Regions from separate parts of the Mus musculus genome. Here region 1 is linked to region 2. The links are chromatin contacts, found by Hi-C or POLR2A ChIA-PET in ENCODE. All regions are on one chromosome and are shown on one strand. The core of a region is the stretch at or near the end of the contact, and the rest is flanking DNA. Distances in the headings are between cores, read along the strand shown.

What was found. Hi-C counts contacts between places; a loop is a spot of excess contacts on that map. ChIA-PET counts read pairs that join two places held with the same protein, here RNA polymerase II (POLR2A).
Region 1: POLR2A ChIA-PET joins it to region 2 with 15 read pairs in Patski. The contact joins two enhancer-like sites. A Hi-C loop is called at or near these places in 1 of 37 maps with a recorded cell type or tissue (heart). POLR2A ChIA-PET finds 5 or more read pairs at or near these places in 3 of 5 experiments (Patski and embryonic stem cell).

The regions. Positions count from the first base shown.
Region 1 is chr10:12,735,123-12,740,114 of GRCm38, reverse strand. It overlaps Utrn (utrophin), which reads left to right. Exons shown (of 74, transcript NM_011682.4): 9 at 545-748; 10 at 1,849-2,030; 11 at 3,013-3,163; 12 at 4,898-4,992. Among named protein-coding and RNA genes, the nearest start is that of Utrn, 120 kb to the left of the region's middle. Within about 2 kb of position 3,064, at least 2 of the 3 ENCODE cell types and tissues checked have a DNase peak (open chromatin) inside an H3K27ac peak, as active enhancers do; they include heart, where a contact is called at or near this core.
Region 2 is chr10:12,692,204-12,696,542 of GRCm38, reverse strand. It overlaps Utrn (utrophin), which reads left to right. Exons shown (of 74, transcript NM_011682.4): 25 at 3,009-3,179. Among named protein-coding and RNA genes, the nearest start is that of Utrn, 170 kb to the left of the region's middle. Within about 2 kb of position 1,687, at least 1 of the 3 ENCODE cell types and tissues checked has a DNase peak (open chromatin) inside an H3K27ac peak, as active enhancers do; it is heart, where a contact is called at or near this core.

The DNA of each region.
Region 1 (4,992 bases), core at 1,815-4,314, 42 kb before region 2:
CTAACCCTCAAACCACATCCCCCAAACAGAACAGCTCACACACTAGAGGGCTGTTGCCTCAAAACAATGAAACATGAAATCCCATCCGTTCCACAGGTTGTATGTGCGCCCTTGTTCACTGTTTAATACATGGCACCAGAATGCAGGGTCCCTAAAGAATTCTAAGCAGGGGTCAAAGCAGAGTGTCAGGCTCTCTATTCTGTAAACTGCAACCGTTGTTCAAGGGCCAGCATGTTCTTAGTTCTCCATCAAAATTCTCTATGTCTTGAAGTCAAATACTGGCATTTGGAGTTTTATTTTTGTCCAGTGACTCATGTGGGATATTTTTCTCTCCATGCCTCTTCCAATGTGGCGCTTGTGTGTGTACTCTATTTTGTATTTCTTGGCTGTCAGTGTCCTCTGATTAATTCATGGCTTCATTCACTCAGCTCCTGAAAACTGGGGGTTGTCTCCTGAGATCCTAGTCCCTACCTTGGTTTCTCCAGACATTGCTCATGTGGTGAGCGTCTGTATGTTCATGGTTGCTGTGGCTTTGTTTCCACAGAGTGCAGTGCTGGCAGAGGAAGGCCAGAGTCCCCGAGCTGAGACCCCTAGCACCGTCACTGAAGTGGACATGGATTTGGACAGCTACCAGATAGCGCTAGAGGAAGTGCTGACGTGGCTGCTGTCCGCGGAGGACACGTTCCAGGAGCAAGATGACATTTCTGATGATGTCGAAGAAGTCAAAGAGCAGTTTGCTACCCATGAAGTAAATATCTGTGGCCGAGAGCCATATTTTTCCAGGGCCGGGCCTGATTTTTAGGGGTGGTGGTAGGTGGAGTGACTTCACCATTGGCTTGGTATTTACCAAATGATGCTCTGTAAAAAGATCATGATGTAGTGCCTGCATTATTTACGTGGGCTTTGTTAGAAAACTGGAGTGATCGACAGTTCATGAGAATCAGATTTCAGGCAGTCTTGTGACATTTTGTGTATTTTTTTAGAACTGAGGATTAAATCAGTGTGAACATTGTTCCTTTTTGAAATATTGAGCTGTAGTTGCAAATCAACATAGCCAACTAGTATCCCAAATAATCAGGTTTCTCATGCTACCCTAAAAGCCAGTATTTTTATTTGTTGTCTGATTAAGCCAGTGTTATATCCAGTGTTCCTGCACGATTTTATGCAAGGGCAGCTACCTGCTATTTAGAGATAGAATCATGATTTTTCACTCTATGGGAAATTCTTTACGGTTAAGTGGGTTCTTGTGTGTGTGTGTGTGTGTAAGCAGCTCCTCTTCTCCTTCTTCTTCTTCTTCTTCTTCTTCTTCTTCTTCTTCTTCTTCTTCTTCTTCTTCTTCTTCTTCTTCTTCTTCTTCTTCTTCTCTATTTTTACATTAACAACATAATCATCATTTACTTAAGAGATAGCTTAGCTGTTAAAGGTGCTTGCTGCAAAACTGATGATCCAAGGTCGGTCCCTGCAACTCACTTGGTGGAATGACAGATCCACCTCTTATGAGCTGTCCTGTGATTCCCTATATGTGTGTTGAAATGCTGAACATGGTGTGTGTACATGGACACATTCACGGGTGAATGGGGATACACACCCATGAATAGTTGTAAAACTTTTAAAATCTACTATTATCATCCATAACATTGTTTTCTTTGATCTAGCTTTCTCTTGAGTTATGGTTAATACCAAATCTCTCATTTCAGAGCTTTCCACCTTTGGTGAAAGCCTCCTCCGTCTTTGCTTTGCACAGGTTCCTTTCTCTGGGGCGTTGCTGTTGGGCTTATGCACTACCAGTTTGTTGTTTCATGTCTTCGCAGCAAGTGACTCACTAACTACCACAATCTCCTTTGCTAGACTTTTATGATGGAGCTGACAGCACACCAGAGCAGCGTGGGGAGCGTCCTGCAGGCTGGCAACCAGCTGATGACACAAGGGACTCTGTCAGAGGAGGAGGAGTTTGAGATCCAGGAACAGATGACCTTGCTGAATGCAAGGTGGGAGGCGCTCCGGGTGGAGAGCATGGAGAGGCAGTCCCGGTGAGTGGAGCTCAAGGACCGAGAGCCTGACTCCCCAGACCACAGTGCACAGTGACACTCAAGTACAGGCCTGCGGGGCTGTGACTAAAATCAGTACAGGGCAAGCCTTCCACTGTCCTCACACCGCTCTGTGAGTCTCATCTCTGTCAAGATCATAGAGGACAGTTGGAATGCAGAGGGTAGTAAGAGGGGAAGTTATATTTTGCATGGGTGATATTGTAATTTTATATTTGTTACAGTGATAAAACACCCTGGCCAAAAAGGCAACTTAAGGGAGGAAAGGATTTATTTTAGCTAACAATTCCAGGTTTTGGTCTCATTTTGGGGACCCCCGAGGAGTGGGAGCTTGAATTCAGTAGTCATGTCACTGCACAGTGAGGAGCAGAGAAGAATGACTGTGCCCATGCTAGTGCCCAACTGGCTTTCTTTACTTTCATACAGTCCAGGGCCCCAACCAGGGAGTGGTGCTGCTCGGTTTCAGACTAGCCTTCCTATATCAATTAGGTTAATAATCAATGCAGCTCCCCACAGACAAGGCCTCAGGTTAACCTCATTTAGACAGCCCCCTCATTGAGGCTGTCACCACAGGACAGTGTGCCACGGGCCTACTTACTGTTCAGTGGTCTGTAACAGTTTAAAGAGCAGGCTTATACCATGGTCTGTTTCACTTTCCACGTTGTGATTCGCGTTCCGGTGCCGTTTCCACCAATTTAATACGCCAGGAATTCCTGAGTGTAGAAACAATGATTCTGTTTTGAATACAGGGAGCTGTTATTTATATTCCTGACTGCCCTTAATGAACTCCAGTTATGAATCAAATCAGAGCTTTCCCCCTTAGTTTCTATACTGATGGACTCTCTGCTACTTGGATGGTTAGGGTACACAAGGCTGTGTTTTCCTGCCCCCGCTTCCCTGGTGCTCAGAGTGGGTGCCCGTGCCAGGGGACAAGCCCGAGGGAATGACACTCTGTCCTCCTGGCCAGGCTGCACGACGCTCTGATGGAGCTGCAGAAGAAACAGCTGCAGCAGCTCTCAAGCTGGCTGGCCCTCACAGAAGAGCGCATTCAGAAGATGGAGAGCCTCCCGCTGGGTGATGACCTGCCCTCCCTGCAGAAGCTGCTTCAAGAACATAAAGTAAATTTGCTGCTTGTTCCTTTTCTACTTCCTTGTGTAGGAAGAGTGCTGAGCTGACCCGGGGCCTGATGGCTTCTCTCGGTGTGGAGTTGGGCTACTTCTTCCCTGTTGCTTTTTATTCAGAAGGTGTTCGTTGGGAGGTGACATTTTGGAAAGAGACAGCTTTGCACACATGTCCATGTCTTTCTTCTGAAAGTGTGTGACATTTGTCACATTTGGCAAGGGTGATTTGTTTGTTTTTTGTTTTTTTTTGTTTTGTTTTATTTTTTTTATAAATCTTTTTAATAAAGATTAATTTATTTATTATTATAAGTACACTGTAGCTGTCTTCAGATGCACCAGAAGAGAGCATCAGATCTCATTACGGATGGTTGTGAGCCACCATGTGGTTGCTGGGATTTGAACTCAGGACCTTCGGAAGAGTAGTTGGTTCTCTTAACCACTGAGCCATCTCTCCAGCCAGGCAAGGGTGGTTTTGGACTCACAAGTGCATGAGAACCTGAACATATGGGCAGGAATACACAGTGTGGGTGGAGAAAGAAACAGGGATATATACTTATACTTAATTAGGATTAGGATATATACCCAATCCTGTCAGGGAGACTGTTACCTCTTTTTTTTTTCTTTTTAAAAAAGATTTACTTTATTTATTATATGTAAGTACACTAGCTATCTTCAGACACCAGAAGACGGAATCAGATGGTTTTGAGCCACCATGTGGTTGCTGGGATTTGAATTCAGGACCTCCGGAAGAGCAGTCAGTGCTCTTAACCGCTGAGCCATCTCTCTAGCCCCCCGTTACCTCTTTTCAGAAGAGCATGAAGTGCTGAGTGAGGAACCAGCACATGGTGGACAGTGTGGTTTGGTTCTGAGATGAGTGGTTCGGTTTTTATAGCAGAAGAAAGGTAGAATTTTGTTGATCAGTGAAACATCTAGATAGCTGATACTAAGGCTTTAGGGTCACATGAAACACTACCCAAGAGGCATTTCACCATACTCTTGCTACTGTTTAAACCAATTACTCTCTACAGATGTCTAATGACTGTTCTCTTCCTGTGGAAGAGGGAAGTGAAGGTGTCCATATGCTTGTTCTTGGTTGCTCTCTTGGGGAGCTAATCAGAATAGCTTCTATGAGTCATACAGCCTTTTCCTCATTTTGCACATTATGGAACTACAGAAAATGACCTCTGATTCTATTTGCTTAAACTCTGGGTTTTTAGAGTAGTCAGGTCTACATTTTTGTCTTTTTTATTTTCCAGTGTCTCATTGTGTACCACTAGCTGACTTGGAACTTTCTATGTAGACCACGATGGCCTTGCACTCACTGCGATCCTCCTGTCCCTGCCTCTTTAGTGCTGGGATACCTGCATATGGATATATTTTTATTTTAATTCCTAGAATAGACACAGATTTTCTTCTTTTCCTCCTTTCCTTCTTCCTTCTCATCTTCTTCTACCTCGACTTGTTTTTTTGGGAAGAATTAGGACTGAAAATGGCACACATTGTCACACATTTACAATTGGTTTTGAAGTTGCACTCGCAGACTCTGGCTCCTAATGAAATGTAAGGGTGTGTTCAGGTTTCTTTCTTTAGTATGGTACTTAGGGTAATGGTTGGGAATGGCAATACCATGCCTCATTAGGTTCCTTAATTACTATCGTGAAGAAGCGGATTTTTAAATAGGTAAATGAGGAAGAGCAGATATCATAGTTTATCTTTTCTTTTTTCCTCTAGAGTTTGCAAAATGACCTTGAAGCTGAACAGGTGAAGGTAAATTCCTTAACTCACATGGTGGTGATTGTGGATGAAAACAGTGGGGAGAGTGCCAC
Region 2 (4,339 bases), core at 438-2,937:
AATCAAGCTTTAACTTTAACTCAGGAGCGACTTCGGATGACCCCAAGAAAAGTGCATCCCCTGGCGAGGTGGGGAAGGAAGTGACAATGGACAGTGGGGGAGGGAATGGGAAGGAACCCTATGGTGGCATGATTGAATGTTTTGTTCTTGTTTTAGCCCAACATCTTCATTTTGAACATATTTTATGAGGAGAAAAATCATACTAATCCTACAGAGAAACACCCATGGACCTATTCCAAGATTTATCAGTAGCTAGTTTTGTATTATATTTTCTATGTATCTCTGAAAATATGCTTCATACAGGAACTTGAAATTATTGTCATATATTATAATATAGGCATTTGTCAAGATGCCATGATCCAACTCAAGAAAATAATCTTTTTTTGTAATATCACTGAATACACTATCCAAGTTTGTATTTCTGTATCTGCTTTATAATCTGACAGTGTAAGCAGCTGGGGATTTTATCTAAGGAAATAAAGGACAAGCTTCCTAAGTGACATTGAGGAATAAGCAACCATGTAGCATCCATTCGTCTACTTATCCCCTGTCTCCTGTATCCATGCATTTATCCATCTGTCCTTCATCCTCCATCATCTTCATCCATCCATTGTCTACCATTACCATCTCCTATCTGTCACATCCATCCATCCATCCATCCATCCATCCATCCATCCATCCATCCATCTACTCAAGTTCATCTGTTCACCCACTTGCTCATAACAATATAAAATCTACGGTACAGAAAGTATTTAGATCAGTTCTAGACGGTTTATCTCACTCACTAGTAAAATTTAAAAAGTTGTATAGTGTGTGTGTATGTATACACACACACACACACACATATATATATACACACAAATGTACTTAGGAAACATAGGTCTATCTGGGGCTGGAGAGATGGGTTAGCAGTTTAGAGCCCTTCAGCTCTTGCTGAAGACCCAGGTTCCATTTCCAGCACCCACATTGGCAACATACAACAGTCTGGAACTCCATTTCCAGGTGACCTTGATTTGCCCGCTTCTGGCCTTTGTGGTTAGGTGAGGAGCTCTGAAAATATTCCCAGACTCCTCTGAAGTACTTCACAAAGTTACACAGTCTGTACACAGACTGTGTACAGGCAAAATATCCCTACACACAAAATAAAAATAAGTAAACACAGGCCATGTCAAACTAAAATGTACAGAAATGTGTCTCATGTATGCTACCATGACAGAATTTAACACTGTCCTAAAATACCAAGTCTATAGTTATGATCTTGTGGATTTTATTTTCAACTTTTCTATGGATCCACTAAAATGATAATATTTATTGTTGTTCAGGAAATGTAAACCAAGAGTCTACATTTATGTGACTACATTGCATTTTACCCCCCCCCACACACACACACACTATGCCATAGTTTTATCAAGAGCTGCTTAAAGTGTTGAGCAAGGGAGAGGAGCACTGTGTGCTATTGTGGCTTCTCCTAGAAGAGTCACACCCTAGCTTGCGGGGTGGGCATGGAAAGAAAAGTTCCTTGTCTATTTTTAGGCCTGTGCTCCTGTTTGGAGGGAGGGAACAGGAAAGCCACTAACCATTCCTTAACCCACATTCCTGTGAGCCCATCCTGTTCCTGGCCTGGCCTCCGGTTTCTGTCAGCTCTGGCCTCCACTCAGACATGTAATTTGAGCAGGCTACTGGACGTGTCAGGGGAAGGTTGGACGATTCCTGTGTGACACGATCATCTCTTTCAGCCGAAGTGCATTTGTGGTTAGGTGAGGAGCTCTGAAAATATTCCCAGACTCCTCTGAAGTACTTCATAAAGTTACTGAGCCAGATTCAGACAGATAGCTATTTTCAAATATATGTTCTACTTCCTCCTCCTCCTCCTCCTCCTCCTCCTCCTCCTCCTCCTTCTTCTTCTTCTCTCCTTCTCTCCTTCTCCTCCCCCTCCTTTTTCTTTTACAAAACACTTTACTTATGTGCCTTGGTGTTTTGTCTGTCTGTATGTCTGTGTATGTAGAGTGTTGGATTTTCTTGAACTTGAACTGGAGTTACAGTTACAGAGGAGTTGTGAGCCATCATGTGGGGACTGGGAATTGAACCTGCATCCTCGGGAAGAGCAGCAAGTGCTCTTAACCACTGAGCCATCTCTCCAACGTCTATCTTCTACTTTCTGTTTTTTTTTTTTTAAGATTTATGTATGTGAGTACACTGTAACTGTACAGATGGTTGTGAGCCACCATGTGGTTGTTGGGATTTGAACTCAGGTCCTTCGGAAGAGCAGTCAGTGCTCTTAACCACTGAGCCATCTCTCCAGTCCTACCTTCTACTTTCTAACCAACATTTTATAGGGTAATGCCTTGTGGACATCTTTTGTAATAGTTCTTTTCATCCTCAGTTTTTTCCCCTTATTTTTAAGAACATTTTTTTGAGAACAGGTCTTCTTCTGTAGAGCAGGCTAGCCCTGGATTTACAGAGACACACCTGCTTCTGCCTTCCAAGGGCTGATATTACAAGAATGTGTGACTGTGCCCAACTCCAGGCTCAGTTTAGAATGTGAGGCCACACCATGGGAATTCTGCTTCCTGTTTTATTTTTTATATAATAGACAGTGTTACAATTAAATTACTTGATGTTCATACCTTTATCGCTATAGGTGAAGCTCCTTAATGTGGAATTAAAAGGTCAGAAACCTAGTTAGTTTCTGCTGCTTACCTTTCACAGTGTTGGGAGTACAGTGCAGGCTGCCAGGGAGAAAAAACACCAGCTGTGAACCCTATTTTCAGAGTTATATTAGATATCTTCTAGTTAGGTTCATGTCTAAAATGTTGTATAGAAGTCATTATATTTTCATCCTTTCTTACATTACACAGCACCAGCACAGGATGCTTTAAAAGTTTTATTTAAATGTTAAAAAATAAGACTGGAAATCTATTGCAGTGCCTTTAAATATTAAAGGGTAGAACTTGGCATTTAACGTATTAAAATTTATTTATTGAGTGGAATTGGCGTTTCCTTCCTAGATTGCTATTCAAAAAAGCAGGCTGTCAGATAGTCAAGAAAAAGCCCTGAACTTGAAAAAGGATTTGGCTGAGATGCAGGAGTGGATGGCACAGGCTGAAGAGGACTACCTGGAGAGGGACTTCGAGTACAAATCTCCAGAAGAACTCGAGAGTGCGGTGGAGGAAATGAAGGTAAGGCCTTCCTCCCGACTGCCCTCTTCACACTAGTTAGTCTGTTGGTCTTTCACCTATCACACTGCACAGAACCCTATGGACAAGTCTGCTCTCAGTAGGAGTGAGTGATGAGCAGCTGTGGTAATCTTAGTTGGGAAAGAGGCTGATGCCAGTCCACTGGTTCAAGTCCACCCCAGAGTAGATCGATTCTGGGAAGTCCCTGTGGATAGTCATGGAGGTTTCTGTCTCGAAGAAGGGTTGTGAGGAGAAACTCATTTTTCTTTTATTATTGCAATAAACACATATAATATAAATTTTTTTTTTACCCTTTTAGCAGTTTCTTGGTGTATATTTTATGGTGTTAATTCTAGTCATGGTACCGTGTGACTTCTATCACTGTTTCCAGGAAGTGTAAGTTTTGGTAAGGAGCAAAGGAGACTTGGAGGTTATTCTAGTTCTAATGGGTTTCATTCTAGTCATTCGTGGGGGCCCAGGGAACCCCAGAATGTCTTTGGAGCAGGAGGCAAAGGCTACATTCAAGTCAGTATTGGGAGTACATGGGAACCCCAGAACATCCCAGGAGCAGGAGGTAGGAGATATAGAGTCAGTAATGAGGGCACATAGGAACCCCACAATGTCCTTGAGCAGAAATCTTGGCGTATACAGAGAAGATAAGGTGAAGATAAGTTGGAGTTACAAGCTGTGGTTCCAGAAACATCTATTCCTGTGTCAGTAGTTGTCCTTGTATAAGGAAAGAACTGGGCCTCAGACCCACATTTGCCTCCACTATCCTTCTAGCATGAGGGCGTGATTCTGTCTTTAAGAGTCATCCTTCTTGTCAGGTGGTGGTGGTGGTGGGGATACAGCTTTAACCCCAGTACTTCAGAGGCAGGGGCAGAGGGGCAGAGGGGCAGAGGGGCAGAGGGGCAGAGGGGCAGAGGGGCAGAGGGGCAGAGGGGCAGAGGTAGGTGGATCTCTGTGTTTGAGGCTAGTCAGTCTACAGAGCAAGTTTCAGAGCAGCCAGGGCTACACGGAGAAATCCTGTCCTTAAAAAAAAAATTAAAAAAAAAAAGTACACTTCTCTTTGTAAAAGATCAAGTAACATGGTATATTGTTAACTAGTAGTTATACTACCAATTAAGTTGGTTAACTCAACTAGTAGTATAACTAAGGCAAAC